Regions from separate parts of the Homo sapiens genome. Here region 2 is linked to region 1. Evidence: read pairs that join two places in POLR2A ChIA-PET (ENCODE). Cell type or tissue: GM12878. All regions are shown on one strand. Each heading gives the region's core, and the rest is flanking DNA. Links, peaks and the distances in the headings are about the cores only. Region 1 overlaps GRM5 (glutamate metabotropic receptor 5). Region 2 overlaps GRM5 (glutamate metabotropic receptor 5).

Region 1 (8,343 bases), core at 61-8,060:
TTAACCCCAATTTGATTAAATGCCACCCTAAAGACAATTCCATCTAATCTTAACCAATTTGACCATGAGATGAAATCCTTACAAACCTTTTTTATAACCCATTTTGCTAAAGGGCAGATTAGTGGCTTAAGACAGCCTTACAGTGCTTTTATTTCAATGCTCAGTTTATGAAAAGACCATCTTTCCACAACATGCTTAAACCTGTAGCTTTATCTTATCAAATTTAAGATAATTCCTCATCCCTGGGCAATATTTATATTTCTATGGTTTCTTATAATCCTTTACTAAAAAACACATTTTACTGTTTTTATACACCTTGCCTTTAAAACTGTTCAGTGATCTCAAATACATGCTGCACTGTTAACTCTTAGCAAGTTTTACATTTGTTGAGAAACCTGGTTAGTAAGCAATTTTAATTATGTACCAGGCGTGGAGCCTAGGACCCAGGCAGAAATGCATATAAGATCTGACTCTTTCTAGCATCTAACTCCATGTGTCCCAGGCCTTACTTATCTGAAAATCAGGCAGTATACAACCTTTGAACATTTAGCAAACCTAGTATCTGTTTTACGATTTAGACCACCTATTTGGATTTTGATGACCCTTGCATTTTACCAATAATCCTTAAGATTATTTTTATTTCTTAAAAATTAAAGTCACATGAACTAAAACATATTTGATTTAAGCACTATTTTTTAAGCCAATTAATTAGAGCTCTTATTGTAGACATTACACACAACACATATATAGCAACACAAACAGAATATTCAGCACTTGTAAGAGTTTTCATTTGTCAGTTTCTTAATTGGATTACTGGCTTCAGGGTGGAGCCTTTGGTGGAACTGGGCCAGGTAGCATGCATTTTTAGGGCCTAATAAGTAGGCACAGCTGAAGGCAAAGGCAGATCCCTAAAATTAAGTGTGCCATTTTATACTAGATTTTTGGTCCCCTAAAGGAGGGAGATACTATGGGAGAAAACAGTGCATTGCTTCTACCATGTATTTCATTGTAAGGCAACCCAAAGCTAATCAGCTTTATCCCCCATGGGAGTATCATCTCTCAGTCGGGGGTGGGGATGTGGGGATGTGGGGATGTTTCCATATCTTTCAGGTGGCCAAGAGCATGCTTCTCTGATTTATAACTACTATTTGCCATCCCTTAAAGTGTATTTCCTGCCTACTTATTACACATCAAAGCTCTCTCCTAATGTGAAGTATTTTGATACACCCAAAACTCAAAATGGTCAGAACACACAAAGCAAAACTGAACAGAACCTTTAATTTAGAGAGGGCACTATCTGCTCTTAATTCCTGGGGTTTCATGAGGAAAAGAAAGGGTTTTTTTTGTTTGTTTGTTTGCTTTTTTCCCCACAATGGGGTCTGTGGCACCTCCTCTGTTTTTCCCAAGGACTACCAGAAGTTATCTTAGGGCCTCTCACACATGCATTAAGAGTGTCAAGAAATAAAATGGAGAAAGATGATTTAGTCAACTGAGAAAAATAAAAATTTTTTTCCAGAAAACAAGATCCAAGAAGAGAAAAATATAAAGGCCTTTTAAATATATTTATTACTTGAATACCCAGTTTTAATTAAGCTGAGCACTCTTTAACAAAATCCCTTTAAATCCACTGTTACTCAACTTTAGCTATGCCAAGCAGTTAAGATTTTCAGCTTCTGAACTTTACAAAAAGTAACCTCACAGGTGAAACCAACAAGCCTTAATTATGTTACGATGTAACAGTGAGTGTACAAGGTGTTTTTAAAGGGGTGATAAGCAGCTTTTGAAACTGTCATTGCAAAATTGTGACTGAGACAGTGAAAGAGATCTGACCCAAAGAACTCTATTTTTTTTCAAGCCTGCGAGCTGTCCTTGTCCATCCCTGGGTGTAGGCTGAACCAACTTTGGGAGGCACCTGGTTTACAGTTTAGACTCTAAAACAAAGATGATATCAGCCCTTTCTTAAAATATACTTTCCTCTTGCCTGGGTACTAGACCAAGAAACTAGCCACAAGATTAAAATCCATGGCTTAGGAGTCACACAGCTGGAGGCTACAAGATTTTGACCATCTCTTAACTTAGCCCTCAAGATTAGTGCTTAAGATATTTTGTAAACCCTGCCCTTGATCAATCAGCTGGCAGCTCCCTTATTGACAAACTGGCTTATCTGATTTTGTGGCCATTACCCAGAAACTGACTTAGCATAAGAAGTCAGCAAACATTGTAAAATGGTGGAGACTAAAACAAATTATTCGCCACATGGTTACAGGTCATGTTCCCAAGGACAAGAAGCAAGATGGAGGCCTTTAGCCAAGTTTGTTACTGATCATTTTGTTGGGCTGGCTTGAACAGCAGGCTTAGGGGGTCCTGGGTCTGCATCCTAACCTAAAGTAACTTTTCTTTGGACAGAACCATACAGAAAGACACACAAAGCACACCAGATTGTCTACAACTTAAGGCCAACCTCACAAATCCTTTCTCATTAATTAAAACTTTTCAGAAAATATAAATAGTGATCCTTATTATTTCTTTTACCGGTTTGCACAGGGATAGAGAAGCCAAAAACCCAACTAGTAAAAAAAAACTTTTACCTTTTTGCCGGCATGTCATGCTTCTGGGTTTTCTTTCTCCCCCAGCTCAACTGTAAGCCAAGCATTTTAAGGTTTGGGTAAATTAACTTCTCCCAGGTTGAATGAACATCATAAAAGGGCCATTGAAAACAGTGAAAAAAGGAAAAACACCATAGAAGAGTCTGGGGCTTCCCATTAGGGTTTCAAGAGGTATTGCCTCTCTTCCTGCTGGGAATGGTGTTTCCCCTGTTTCTTCACTTTCTCTATCTTCTCTTTTCCCATTTGGCCTACTATAGGAGACCTATTGCTCACCTCAGAAATTCTCTGCTGCTTGCAGAGCTGTCTGTTTTAGCTGCAGTTAGGGTTTGGCTTAGGAGCAACATAACATCCCTCCATGAGAGGTCAAATACCTGAGTTAAATTCTGGAAAACTTCTATATGCCTATCAGGGTCATTAGAAAATTGGCCTAAGTCTCCCTTTAATTGCCTGAGGTCCTGCAATGAGAAGGGTACTTGAATCCTGGTGGCATCACCTCAATTATGTATTTTCTGTAGGGGTAAGTGAGAAGGTGATGGAATGGAAAATTTTAGAGATGGTGGAGGTAGAAGAACTGGTGGCATGGTTGGAGGTGGCCCCGGTTAAGGCAGACTGGAAGGGCTGGTACACACAATAGCTGCCTCGGGTGGTTCCCCTGGAAGTTGCTTTTCTCATTTTGGGGAATTATTCTCTTTTGGCCTGCCTGATATGATTGCTAAAAGAGCTGGATTCATTTTGCAGTGCTTGCAAGGATCTAGTAAAAAGGCCATGCCCTTGTGCAAAAGAAAATGAGCTGCTTTTTCTTTAAAGTCTCTGGTTAAGAGGAGTCCCTGTGCTTCAGAATGCACTCCAGGGGAGTGCAGGCTGAATATGGTACCCATCTAGAAAGAGAAATGACAAAAAAGTATCCCTTTAGTCTCCTTCCTTTTCGTGTGACAGAGTGGAGAGGAAGACAGTGGGGGCATTCCCCTTGCTATATTCCTTCCATGGTTCCTGGGTCCCGGCACCTTGTTGAACATGCCACCCATAGTTGCAGGCATGACTGCCAGCTATGGAAACAGAGGCACTTAGAGATTGGGGTTTGTCACACTCACCCAAGTGGCTCTAGTCCTCTGTCCTCTGCCTGTGATTTCCCTTTGACTTCCTAGACTTGTGTGACCTGTCTGGCTCCCTGAAAAATAGATCTCAAAAAAAAAACTACATAATAGTTGGGCAAGCCCTCTTTAATGGAGGGGCTAGACTGAAATCTATACCTGATATTATGGGCTGTACTAAAGCGTTTTCCCTTAGAGAATGGTTCTGGTTAACTTCCAGACTTAAAATCCCCTTACTAATTAAGTACCATTCTAATTGGAGGCAGAATAGGTGTCTTAAAAATGTATGGACTAAATGGCAATTTTCCTGCTGATGGGACAGTATCAAGAACTAACATTTGGTTCCAGAAGACATTTTAATCCTAATTGTTGAAGCTAGAGTTTTCCTGTTAACAGAAGCAGCATAAAGCATGGTGTCTAGTAGAGGGATGCAAAAAGGGAGAGAATTGGTTAGCTAGAGTGTTTGGGTAAAGGACCAACGATGTGCCTCATGGAAAAGATCCCTATTCCACTAGGTGGGGCTGTTGGCCTTGAAATGTCATGTGCTTTTCAGACCAAGGGCAGAGAGAGATGCTCCCTGTGGTGAGGGTGACCCTCTGTTCCTCGAAAATCACAAAGATGCCTTCCCTTGAGCTATATCGCTGGTTACTATGACATTCCCTGATCTTGCCAAACAAGATTACCTCCCTGAACTATAAAATTTCCCATACATTGCATACACAGAGAGGATGAAATAGATATGATGATCGCAGACAGGAAAGGAGGAAATTATGATAAAAAGTTGGAGATTCTGTTGCCGACATCTCATCAGGGTAGTCAGAGGCTGGGGTCCGTCCAAATACCTTTGGATAACAATGGTGGTAACCCTGGCCGGAAATCCTCAGGTACACCAGGACTTCTTCCAGCCCCACATGACAGCTAAGTCCTCAGTGAAAGGAAGCTGGTTCAAACAGGGCCAGTATGCCCAGTGACCCATGGGTACTGGGGGATGCTCCATGTTCTCCCTAGCAATCCTGTCCCCCAAGTCTTGTAAGGCTGGCAGCCATGCTAATTATTTTTAAATGGCTGAAAGGGGCCCCGTATTTGGTTTGATCTGGTTCTAAAATGGAAGCCAAGGGCCTCAGAATAAAAGGACAGAGTTGGAGTCTGCTCCTCTACTCACCATCTCGATGAATGTTGTATGTTGTTATCCCGGACGAGCCCCCATTATAAAGCAGCTATGTCTGGGGTGTAAACCCAGGGTTTGTCATCACGCACCAGGAAAATTTAGGACACAGACACATATGAGAAGTTTACGAGCAAAGGTTTAATAGGCCGAAGAGAAGAGAAAGAGAAACAGCTTTCTCTATAGAGATACAGGTCTCTGAGTGGAAAGGACTGGCTGGCTGCAAATGCACCAAAATATATAGTCCAGTTTGAGGAGGCAGTGTCTGATTTATACAGGGCTCATAGATTGGTTTGATCAGGTATGATGTTTACATAGAGTGCAGAGAAGGCTGGTCACCCCACCTTAATCTTATTATGCAAATAGGCTTTCCAGTTGATCGGCACCATCTCGTCTGCTCTTTACAGTATACATGGCTGGCAGAGAAGGGAAGAATGGAGCTGCCATCTTGAAAATGTCTAGTCCTCAGTTCCTGCCAACATTCACCTGTGCAAGCTCTCAGCTCACTTGTCTACCTCTGCAGCTCAACTTTCCAGGCTGCTCTTTGTTAGTAAATGATTTGGGGCTGCTTTTCATGAGGTAAAAAGTGTGACTGAGGATTCCCAAACCCTTGCTATCTCCCTAAGTGATTTCTTTTTAACTTCTATATCAAAGAGACTGGAGATTTTTTTTTATGAGAACTGCATATTGCCTCTTTGGTTTGGTTTGTTTTAAAGGCAGGTTATCTGTGGAAACCTTATTTATATATTAATTTGTTTCTCTTACTGGAGCTGAAAAACTTTTTAAGGAGGGATACTGTACTATTTAAATACCTTTCTAAAGTCCCCTAACTCCCAGCTTCAAACACAGCTGGTTTACCAAAAAAAAAAAAAAAAAAAAAAAAAAAAAAAAAAAACATGGTACCTACTATAGAATTCAGAAATTTTACTAATGATGACTGTAATTTAAAAATCAAAGTTCTCAATGGATTTTTCTATAGAAGGATTTCTAATTATAATGAAATTTAAGTGGAATAATCATAATACTTTTATTGAGTTGCCACTTGTGTCTTTATAAAACATATGCTTCAGAGGATTTAATCTTGGTTTGTATTTTTTTCCTTTCTGCACATTGAGTTGTGGTTCAGTAGATGGAAGATCTAAAACATAACAATTATATATTTAAACTGATTTAAACTAGAGCCTAAAAAATAGGATAAAACAAGAATGGGATGTACCTCATTTTATAATATATATAAATTCAGAAACATTTATAAACATATATAAATAAAATATTATTTTAAAAAATGGCTTCTTTTCAGATCTTAGGAATGAGTAATTCAGTTAAGGCAGTAATGTGGAAATTTTGAAATGTGGAAATATTATTCAATTTTAAGGACAAATATGGTATATTAGTCTGATCTCATGCTGGTAATAAAGACATATCCAAGACTGGGTAATTTATAAGGAAAAAGGTTTAATGAACTCACAAATCCACATGGCTGGGGAGGCCTCAGAATCATGGCGGAAAGCAGAGGAGGAGCAAAGTCATGTCTTATGTGGCAGCAGGCAAGAGAGAGAGCATGTGCAGGGGAACTCCCCTTTATAAAACCATCAGCTCTCATAAGATTTATTCACTACCGCAAGAATAGCATAGGGAAGACCCACCCTCATCATTCAGTTACCTCCCACTGGGTCCCTCTCATGACACATGGGAATTATGGGAGCTATCATTCAAGATTTGGGTAGAGACACAGCCAAACTGTGTCATTCTACCTCTTACCCCTCCCAAGTCTCATGTCCCTTTCACATTTCAAAACACAATCATACTTTCCCAACAGTCCCCAAAAGGTTTAACTCATTTCAGCATTAACTAAAAAGCCCACAGTCCAAAGTCTCATCTGAGACAAGGCATGTTCCTTCCTCCTATGAGCCTGTAAAATCAAAAGCAAGTTACTTACTTCCTAGACACAGTGGGGTACAGGCATTGGGTATATATACACATTCAAAATGGAAGAAATTGGCCAAAACAAAGGGGCTTCAGGCTCCATGCAAGTCCAAAATCCAATAGAACAGTCATTAAAGTTCGAAAATGATCTCCCTTGACTCCATGTCTCACATCCAAGTCATGCTGATGCAAGAGGTGGGTTCCTATGTCTTGGGGCAACTCTGCCCCTGTGACTTTGCAGTGTAGGGCTCCAGCTCTTGTCATGAGCTGGCATTGAGTATCTGTGGCTTTTCCAGGCATACAGTGCAAGCTATAGGTGTATCTACCATTCTGGGTTTCTGGAGGACAGTGGCCTTCTTCTCACAATTCCACTAGGCAGTGCCCTAGTGGGGACTCTGTGTGGGGCCTCCAGTCCCACATTTCCCTTCCATAGTGCTGTAGCAGAGGTTCTCCATGAGGGCCCTGACCCCATAGCAAACTTCTGCCTGGACACTCAGGCATTTCCATACATCCTTTAAAATGTATATGGAAGTTTCCAAACCTCAATTCTTGACTTCTGTGCACCCACAGTCCCAACACCATGTGTAAGTTGCCAAGGCTTGGGGCTGCAGATGAAACAGCTGGGATGCAAGGCACCATGTCCTGAGGCCGCCTACAGCAAGTGGGCCCTGGGGTCTGCCCATTAAACCATTTTTTTCCTCCTAAGCCTCCAGGCCTGTGATGGGAGGGACTGCCATGATGGTCTCTGATATGCCCTGGAGACATTTTCCCCACTGTCTTGGTGATTAGTATTTGACTTCTTGTTACTTATGCAAATTTCTTCAGCTGGTTTGAATTTCTCCCCAGAAAATTGGTTTTTCTTTCCTACTGCATCATCAGGCTGAAAATTTTCCAAACTTTTATGCCCTGTCACCTCTTGAATTCTTTGCTGCTTAGAAATTTCTTCCACCAGATACCCCAAATTATCTCTCTCAAGTTGAAAGTTCCACAGATCTCTAAAGCAGGGACAAAATGCCCACAGTCTTTTTGCATAGAAAGAGTGACCTAGTTCCCAACAAGTTCCTCATCTACATCTGAGATCACCTGAATGGGACTTCATTGTCCATATCATGATCAGCATTTTGGTCAAAGCCATTCAACAAGTCTTTAGGAAGTTCCAAACTTTCCCACATCTTTCTGTCCTCTTCTGAGCCATCCAAACTGTTCCATTGTCTCCCAGTTAGTCACTTCCAAAGTTGCTTCCACATTTTGGGGTATCTTTACAGAAGTACCTCACTCAACCAGTACCAGTTTACTGTATTAGTCTGTTCTCACACTGCTATTAAAGACATACCCAAGACTGGTTAATCTATAAAGGAAAGAGGTTTAATGGATTCACAGTTGCATGTGGCTGGGGAGGCCTCAAAAATCATAGCAGAAGGCATAAGAGGAGCAAAGTCATGTCTTACGTGTTGGCAGGCAGGAGAGAGAGCATAGGCAGGGAAACTCCCCTTTACAAAACCATCAGATCTTGTGAGACTTATTCACGGTCATGAGAAGCATGGGAAAGACCCAC
Region 2 (8,343 bases), core at 280-8,279, 190 kb after region 1:
ATAACCTTTCAGGGTAGGCCCAGTTTGAGGTATTTATTCCTTTTTGTACCTCTGTATTGGAAGATTGCTGCCATGGATGGGGAATACCTCAGATAAGGCAGATTCCTTGTATCTATCTACCACAGGCTATATGGTAGATATAGTTACTTCATAGTAACTAGATAGTGTGTAAACTAAAAATGAAATCCTAACCCCCAACCAACAGACTGAATTAATGCCCCCTTGGCTAACGGGACAGCAGACAACCTTAAAACTGAATTCCCTACCATAATAGGAAGGGAGGTCAAATATGACTCATTTTATCCCTTCCTTTTTGGACTTTAGACACAACAACTGGCCAGCATTAATGTTAGAATAGAGATCATGAGACTAACAAAAGACACTCTTTTTGATAATAAGATATCAAATTATAAACATTACCTAAGTATGCCAGACAAGAGTTAAGTCATGTAACCCTACAGGTCACGCTGACCCAGTACATTGGTTAACAGCCTTCCTTGTCTTAACCTAAACATTCCTTTATTCTCACTCCAAGTTTTTAGAAAAGTTTTACTCCTGTAACTAATTGCAAATTAAAGAACGCATTTATGACCTGTAAGCCCCTGCTTCAAGATGTTCTACCTTTTTGGGCCAAACCAATGTAACCTCCATGTATCGATTTATGACTTTGTCTGTAACTTCTACTTCCCTAAAATGTATAAGACAGAATCATGACCTAACTATCTGTACTAGAAATAGCTGCTCAAAGATTCTGGTTGGTTTCTTTTCCAGGGAAAATATACAAAGCAAGTTTGGTGGAACAAACTACAGGCCCCACCTCTGAAGCTGACCTTGAGTCCTCAGCTGTTGCTATTGTTATCCTCTCCGGTGCATTCTAAAGTTCCCTCACTCTTCCAAGAACCCTTGACTATGCTTGTCTTGATCGCTTATCTAATTGTGACCCAGAATGTCATCCCTGAGAGGTCTGACTTCCTGATCACCATGTCCTTCTTAGTCCATGACCACTGTACTTGTCAATTTTCTGTCAAGATATGGCAAGGAGGTACCAAAAGACACCCCAGTGATTATACTCTTCCCTGTCATGGTAAAAACTGTGGATCTGCAGCCCCACTGCTCTAACAAGATGGTGGTTTCTTTCCTTGCTTGTTGACTTCTTCATTCAAGAAGCCTACAGTGGCTGAGTGGCAGCTAAATCTAAAAGGTTATTGGGAAACTCACTGTGTCCCTTGCTGGAAGCATTCCCTCCTTGGGAAGCAGGACCTCTGGAGCCACAGAATCCAGATTTGTAGGGATGAAAAGCACAGAAAACCCAAATGGGACACTTGGAGTGATGGTTAAGTGGGACCACTCATATATCAATTGTCTTATTGCTGCACAAACGTATTCTGCCTCCTAGGGACACAGAAACACTGTATTGGTTAAAGCTGTTTATTTCATCTTATAAAATGGCACCCCATCCGTGCAGGGCATTGTACCTAAGCCAGTATCTCAGTTGTACCTTGAAGAGCCTGTCCCATTGCTGTATATGTGTAGCAGTTTCTGGTAGGTGCCAAATGTGTAGGACCAGTGGGTCCCATCTACATGTCACCACTGTCACACCTCCTTGGCTGTTCTGTGAGTCCCTTTGTCTTGTGCAACATTATAAAGGATGCCATGGTGGTAGATTACTCTATGAGCTGCCATAGTGGTTCTAGCTGAGACCCTGTGAAAAGGAACAGTAAATCTTCACATGGAAAATACTTTTGATTTCAGTCAAAATAAGTTATTTGCCCTTTCAAAGTAGAAGTACAATGCAGACAACATTCCACCAAATAGCTGGTTGGTCTCCTTGAGCAGTTGTGCCATACTGGGGACCCAGCTGTTGTCTCTATTGCTTCTAGGTTGTAGTTTTGAAAGTGGCAGTAACTATATCAATTCTGAAGAATGAGATCCCATGCTTTCAGATCCATGTATCACCCATAGCTACTCTCTTCTTGAGCCCATCATGCTAGCAATGGGATGCCTGATAACAGAGGATAGCTAATATTAAATGGTTGTTTGATACCTCCTGTGTACTAGATGGTCTCTGATAAACCTTAACATGAAATACAAAGATCTTCATACCCTGGCCACTCCCATAGGTTCACATATATACCTTTTCCCCAGTCTTTCTGGGTGATCCTGATTACCTTTTATCTATTTTATTTGCAGGCCTTTCCTAATCAATCAGCCAAGCCATTCAACTCTGTCCAATAATTCATACTTATTCACTTTGGGCCACTTTTCTTCCCTCATGAAGTAGATATTCACTAAAGTTTTATCCATTGGGAGGATTTCCTGTTACCATTATCTTTCAGGACTCCCCTAAGGTCTATGGTATAGAATGCCTCCAACTGCACAGTGTCATCCTCAAATCTCTTTTGCTATAAACATACACAGAACTTGCTCATTCATGAATCAAGCTTACCTTTTGTCTCCTCTGACATCGAGTCATAGGAGACTTCTCATGCAGCCACAGGTGTCAGCTCTGGGAGAAATGCTGACATAACGTATTTAAATCAATATTTAAGTGAATGGCATTAGACCTGGACACTCTGCTCGTGCAGCAAATTAGTGTCTACTAGTCTTGCTCATGCTTGATCCACATGTATCACATTTACATCTTATAATGAAATTCTACTGCCCCCTCCAGAGTTGTCTCTATTTGAAGTAAGAGGGCAGCTTTTATACTTGTACATATACCCTTCATTCGAAGCAGGCTGTCCCCATGGAATGGGAGTGCCTAGGGTAAGGCAGCTTCCTAGCTGCTCTTAGATGAAGATGATGGAGAGGCCCAGACAGAGACTCAGCTGTGAGTTGTCAGCAATCAACACTCCTGGCAGCCAAAGGAATGACTGCCTTGGTCCTGAAGAGAAATCTTTATGGCACCTCACAGCTTCTACTGCACACATTTTAAAGGATAATAAGAAAGAGATAAGGCCTAGGAAATGGGAGAAGTTTGGAAACTCTCAACCCTGCTTGGGATCTGATTCCACGATGAGTTTTTCATTCATATGCTTTTTTTAAAAAATGCTGTAGTGAAAAGTTAGGTTCAAAGCCTCTGTCTCTACCTACAAGTCTAAGTCACTTTCACAGCTGACCCATGTAAAGAATGTGAATATAGAACACATTGTCATTCCCAAATTTCTTAGAGGCCGTAAGTAAGAATGACCCTTAGAGAATAACTCGGTTTTTTTTTTTGTTTTGTTTTTTGTTTTGTCGGAATGGGAGACTAATGCAGAATTGTTCGTTTTCTAAGTCTCAGTTTTCTCCATCTGTACCTTGAAATAGCAATAGTCCTTACTCATAGGTTGTAACCACTTGTATAATCTGAGACCATATAGCTAGAGAGCAGATGGAAAGGGCATTTGATCTCAAGGAAGATGGTTGTAAATTCTCCACTTTGTTCAATCCACCATACATTCATAATTTCTACTTTTACAAATATTATGCTTAATGAAGGAGACCATTTTTTCATTCATTCAGTCTGTTCATATGGATGTCTTCTCTGTACCAGGAGCAATGCCAAGACCTGAAAATTTGACCATTAAGAATACTTCCCTTCACTGAGACTGCAGTCTAACTGGAAAGATTCACATTCATCAAATTATTAACAAGGAAATAAAAACATATTGCCACACAGGGGACTCAGCTGTGGTCTCTGTTACTTCTAGGCAGACCCTTTGATGGTGGCAGTAACTAGATCAAATCTGGAGAATAAGATCCCATGCTATTGAATCCATACGTAGCCAATAACTACTCTCTTCTTGAGCCCATTGTGCTAGCAAGGTAACAAGTTCTCTGAAACAGAGCATATGGTTTCATGAATTTGTATAATAGTGGAAGTCATGGAAGATTTTGCTAAAGTAATATGTGCAGCATATAAGAAGCACTAAGAGTGAATTTGTAGAAAAAATGTTTTTAAGTATTTCAGGCAGAGGAAACAATACATGCTGAGAAGCCTTGGTAGAAGAGGACATGACACACATAAAGAATAAAAAGAAGGTTATTCTAGCTGGAATAGAGAGACCAAACAAGAGCATGGCATAAAGAGAATCTGCAGGACAAGCAGGGCCCGACCATATAGGGTCATGTTCAGGACTTTTGTCTTTACCCTGAGAGAAATGGGAAACCACTTTTTATTCAGGGGAGTTAATAATCAGATCTGCATTTTTAAAAGTTTCCCTAGCTACCCTGTGGAGAATGGATTGGCAGAGGACGAGTCTGAATGACAGTAAAGAATTTTGAGTCTATTGCTGTTTTCCTGATGAAAGATGATGATAGCATGGATTAACTGTGCTAGCAGAGCTGGAGAAAAGCAGATGGATTTGAACAGAATTTAGTCAGTAAAGTTGACAGCACTTGATACTGGATTACATATGAGCAAGAAGATGTCCAGTATGACTCTCTGGGTTTTTGGTTAGCACAATTGAATGGAAGTAGTGCCAAGATATAAACATGAAAGCATTCTCAGGCAAAATGTGATTATATATTTAAAGATTTCACTTGCATACAAAGAGAAATCTATTACTTTAGAGCTTTTGTCAGTGCTATGATCCCTGATTTTTGAATTGTTCATCCTTTAGGAAATTAATAAAAGTTATAAAACCTCTGTCTAGACAAAAGCACTTTCCTAGTCACAATTGTGCATGTATTTTGTGGGTCTGCTTCATTCAAGTAAGTTTCATATCACATGGCATTTATGTAGTCCATGGATCTGAGGCTAGGAAACCACTAAATCTTTATAATGTGTACCTTGTGGCTGCACTTGTACATTGTAGTAAACAAACTTGGAAGATAAAGAACATGATCTTGCATTGCTTCTACAGGTATCCATTTGTAGTATTTTACTGTTGGTTAACAAATGAGTATTGAGTGAGCACTTGCAGAGCACTATCCTAATCTGTGGAAGGAATTGCAAAACATAAATGGTCCTCTGGGAACCCATACAAAAGCGCATCAATCCTAGTGACAGAACCAAACACAAGGGTCATCATGGCACTACTGTCAGGAAAAAGTGCCGCAGAGAAAAACTGCCTTCTGTCAGCTGCTCTTCACATTTATGGCTTTGTGTGACCTTAGGGGAAAATAAAAAATTTCCTTCCCCAGGGAAAGAGTCATTTGGATGCAGCTGCGTTTGAAAGAGAATTGCTGACTTAGAATCTAATTCCATGATGAACATTTTATAAAAAATACTATATATAGCAATTATATACACTACATACTGTATACACATGAGACATAAATTATATGCCAAATCAGCTCTTGTGCCAATCTGGAAATATTGAAAAAAGGATATGTGCTTAAGTTGCAGCTGGTAGGCTTAGAAAGAAAAAATTTTTAAAGGAAAATCACATACACAGAGATACAGCATCACCTTCTCCAAAGATTCTTTTAAAATCTCACAATCATTTGACACGAAATTTAGTCTTTTTTTGGAGTTTAGTGATAAGTTATCAAAGATTTCTTCCATTTATCTTATTCAAAGGTAATAACACCAAATTACATGTTGAGGGCTTACTGCATGCCAAATACTGTGCTAGCACTTTACGTACTTCATGTCATTTAATCTTTACAACCATTCAATGAGATAGGTAACATTATAAAACCCATTCTGCTAAAAAATAAACTAGAGTCAGAAATGTTACATAATTTTCCCAGCAGGGCTTCATTATCAAATATCAAATGTCGGAATCCAGGTGTGTCTGACTTGGAAATCCCAATTATTATCTTACAGATGACCACTTCACTTAAACCACATACCCCACCAAGGTGGACATTATGATTATTTAATGTTCAAATCACATGTCATTCTTAACCACAGAAGGGAGGCAGGGAGGCAGGGAAGTGCTGGGTAGAGAAGGGTGGGGTCCCTGACAAAGGCTCCACAGACCTAAGTGATAACAGGCACTCCTGTTTTTGTGCCCAAATGTTGCATTTTTCAAGACCACTCTGGCCTGCCATGCCCCCATTCTGTGCCCATAAAACACCGGAAACCCTAGCAGGCACAGACACAAGCAGTTGGACATGGAGAGGAGCAGAAGAGAACACCCACAGACAGAAACCAGCAGACGCTGGCAGACCATCAACAGTGAAATTCAGCCAGGAGCAGTGGGAGGAGAGCCCTACCGCTGGGCAATCGGACTCCAGGGGAAGAGTACCTTCCCACTCCATCCCCCTTCTGGCCTCCCCATCCATCTCACTGACAGCTAATAAAACTTTGTATCTATCCTCCAAGCCCAAGTGTGACCCAATTTTTCTGGTACACTAGGGCAAGAATCCAGGATACAGAAAGCCTTCTGTCTTTGTGGTAAGGCAGAGGGTCTAATTGAGCTGATTCACACAAGTCGCCTGAAGAGGGCAAAACTGAAAGAGCAAACTGTAACACATGCCTACTGAGGTTTCTGGCGCTGCAAACACTCAACCCTGGACAACGCCGATGGGGTGGGAGCCCATAAATGCTCCACACAACCTACCCTTCTGCATGCTTCCCCTAGGGCTTCTAGCAGCAGAGCATGGAAGAAGCGAGCCACACCCTGTCTCACGCCCTGTGAGAGGGATAAGGGAACTACACTCCCGTTTCAATAACACAACTACCAAAAATAGGTGTTGATTCCTTGAAAACTCAATTACAAATATCCTTTCAGGACCATTGTATTTGGAAGGTATAGAAAAGCCCCAGGAAATATTCAAATATAAAAGTGAATTTAATCTAAGTCATCTTGTTAGACTCATATGAATGTTTCTTTGGCAATGGGAAAGATAAAAATTACTTGGGATCTAGAGGACTTAGTCAAAAAAGTCATAGTTATTTCCTAAAAATACTGACCTGAGGCCATTCAAAGCAGTAAGTAATATCACACAAAGTAGAAATGTACCTTTGTGTGAGAAGTTCTTTTTAGTGAATTTCAGTATTTTGCCTTACAAAGCAAGTAGGACAGCTCCACTATATAAATAATGGAAGTACATACTTGGAAGATGGCTGGGTTAAGAAATGATCAAGCAATCTTTTTTTTTCAACATCTAAGAACTGCATATTATAAAACAAACTTATTTCTACATGTTATGTAACTATTTCTAGAGGTTATTAAATTTCAGAGACAACTCCTTTTGGTCTGCTTCTGAAAATATATTTGATGGAAACGAAGAGACATGCAAGCTCTTTGCTATTTTCTTTCTCTCTCCTTGTCAGATGTCATACCTAGAGAGCTGTGAATAAACCCTCTCAATTATTCCATAGCTTTTGACCCACATGCATAACTTATCTCTCTTGCATCAGTCATTAAATTGGTACAAGGCCATGTTTTATATGGTTAAGTTCAGAGCTCATGTGAGAGTAGATGCTTCACTGAGGAGTTTAAAAATGCTTCCATTTGAAGATCTCAGTTTTTCATGTAGTCATCTTCTTCAAAAATTATCTGTGTGGTAGATGTCCTTTAGCATCCTAGCATATACATATACAAGAGAAATAATCTGTCCCGAGAGTACCATGTAATCAATAACCTAATGTGATACTGCAATCATAAGCAATCATATCTATATAATAAAAGAAAAACACCCATAACATTGCTCTCTAAATAACCAAGAAAGTACATTCTTAAATCATCTTCAGTTATATGGTCATGATAGTTTTATGATTGTCCAATCATGCATTTAAAAGCATCTGGGACCCTGAAGAATTAGAGATATCATTTTTTGGTTCAGTTTAACACTTTTCAAGCTCATTGGCATGCTCTCGTTAAAAAAAAAAAAATAGTTCTCTAAGAAGGATGGAGCTGGAAATGAAGTTATGCCTGCTGTTCTTTCCACCTGTATTCCCCTTTGGTAGTCTTCATTTAAATTCATACCACATCACTTACACTTTGTCACATCCTTGCATTCACCTCTACATTTTGTTGTGTGCTATTCATTGTACCTGCCTATGCTGCTCTCTCCTGTCCCCACAATCCATACCACTCTCCTCCTGTACTGATATAAAATAGCAATATAGGAGACCTAACGGTGTGTAAAAGGTACAGTTCACTTCAAGAAAAACACAATACACAGGAATTTGATCTCACCAAGCTGATAAATTAAAAGGAAATAGATCATTTAATAAAACTTAAAATTCCAAAATTAATTTGTAAAGGAAGTGTCTGATTATGCAGCATATCCCCATGCTCAATTATGCTGGTGGTTAAATATTATTGCAACTATTTATTGAGTTCTATGAAACGGGTACTATTATCTCCAATTTGCAGATTAGAAAACCAGGCCAGAGCATTTAGGTGACTTATTCAGATCAAAAAAGAGTCAAGATTAAACCATGTCTGTTTTACTACAAAA

Evidence for each region. Peaks named below come from ENCODE experiments on the same cell type or tissue, not always from the same donor. Only the 100,000 strongest peaks of a DNase experiment are listed, where the experiment ranks them.
Region 2: POLR2A ChIA-PET joins it to region 1 with 5 read pairs; 2 of 35 experiments call an interaction of 5 or more read pairs at or near these places.

Annotation. Positions count from the first base shown.
Region 1 is chr11:88,882,865-88,891,207 of GRCh38, reverse strand. The region is part of intron 2 of GRM5 (glutamate metabotropic receptor 5); the gene reads left to right. Among named protein-coding and RNA genes, the nearest start is that of GRM5, 180 kb to the left of the region's middle. In GM12878, for the core only: a CTCF peak has its summit at 4,205 (motif pointing right); a DNase peak (open chromatin) is centred at 4,267.
Region 2 is chr11:88,693,982-88,702,324 of GRCh38, reverse strand. The region is part of intron 3 of GRM5 (glutamate metabotropic receptor 5); the gene reads left to right. Among named protein-coding and RNA genes, the nearest start is that of GRM5-AS1, 190 kb to the right of the region's middle. In GM12878, for the core only: no CTCF peak of the experiment used is centred there; no DNase peak of the experiment used is centred there.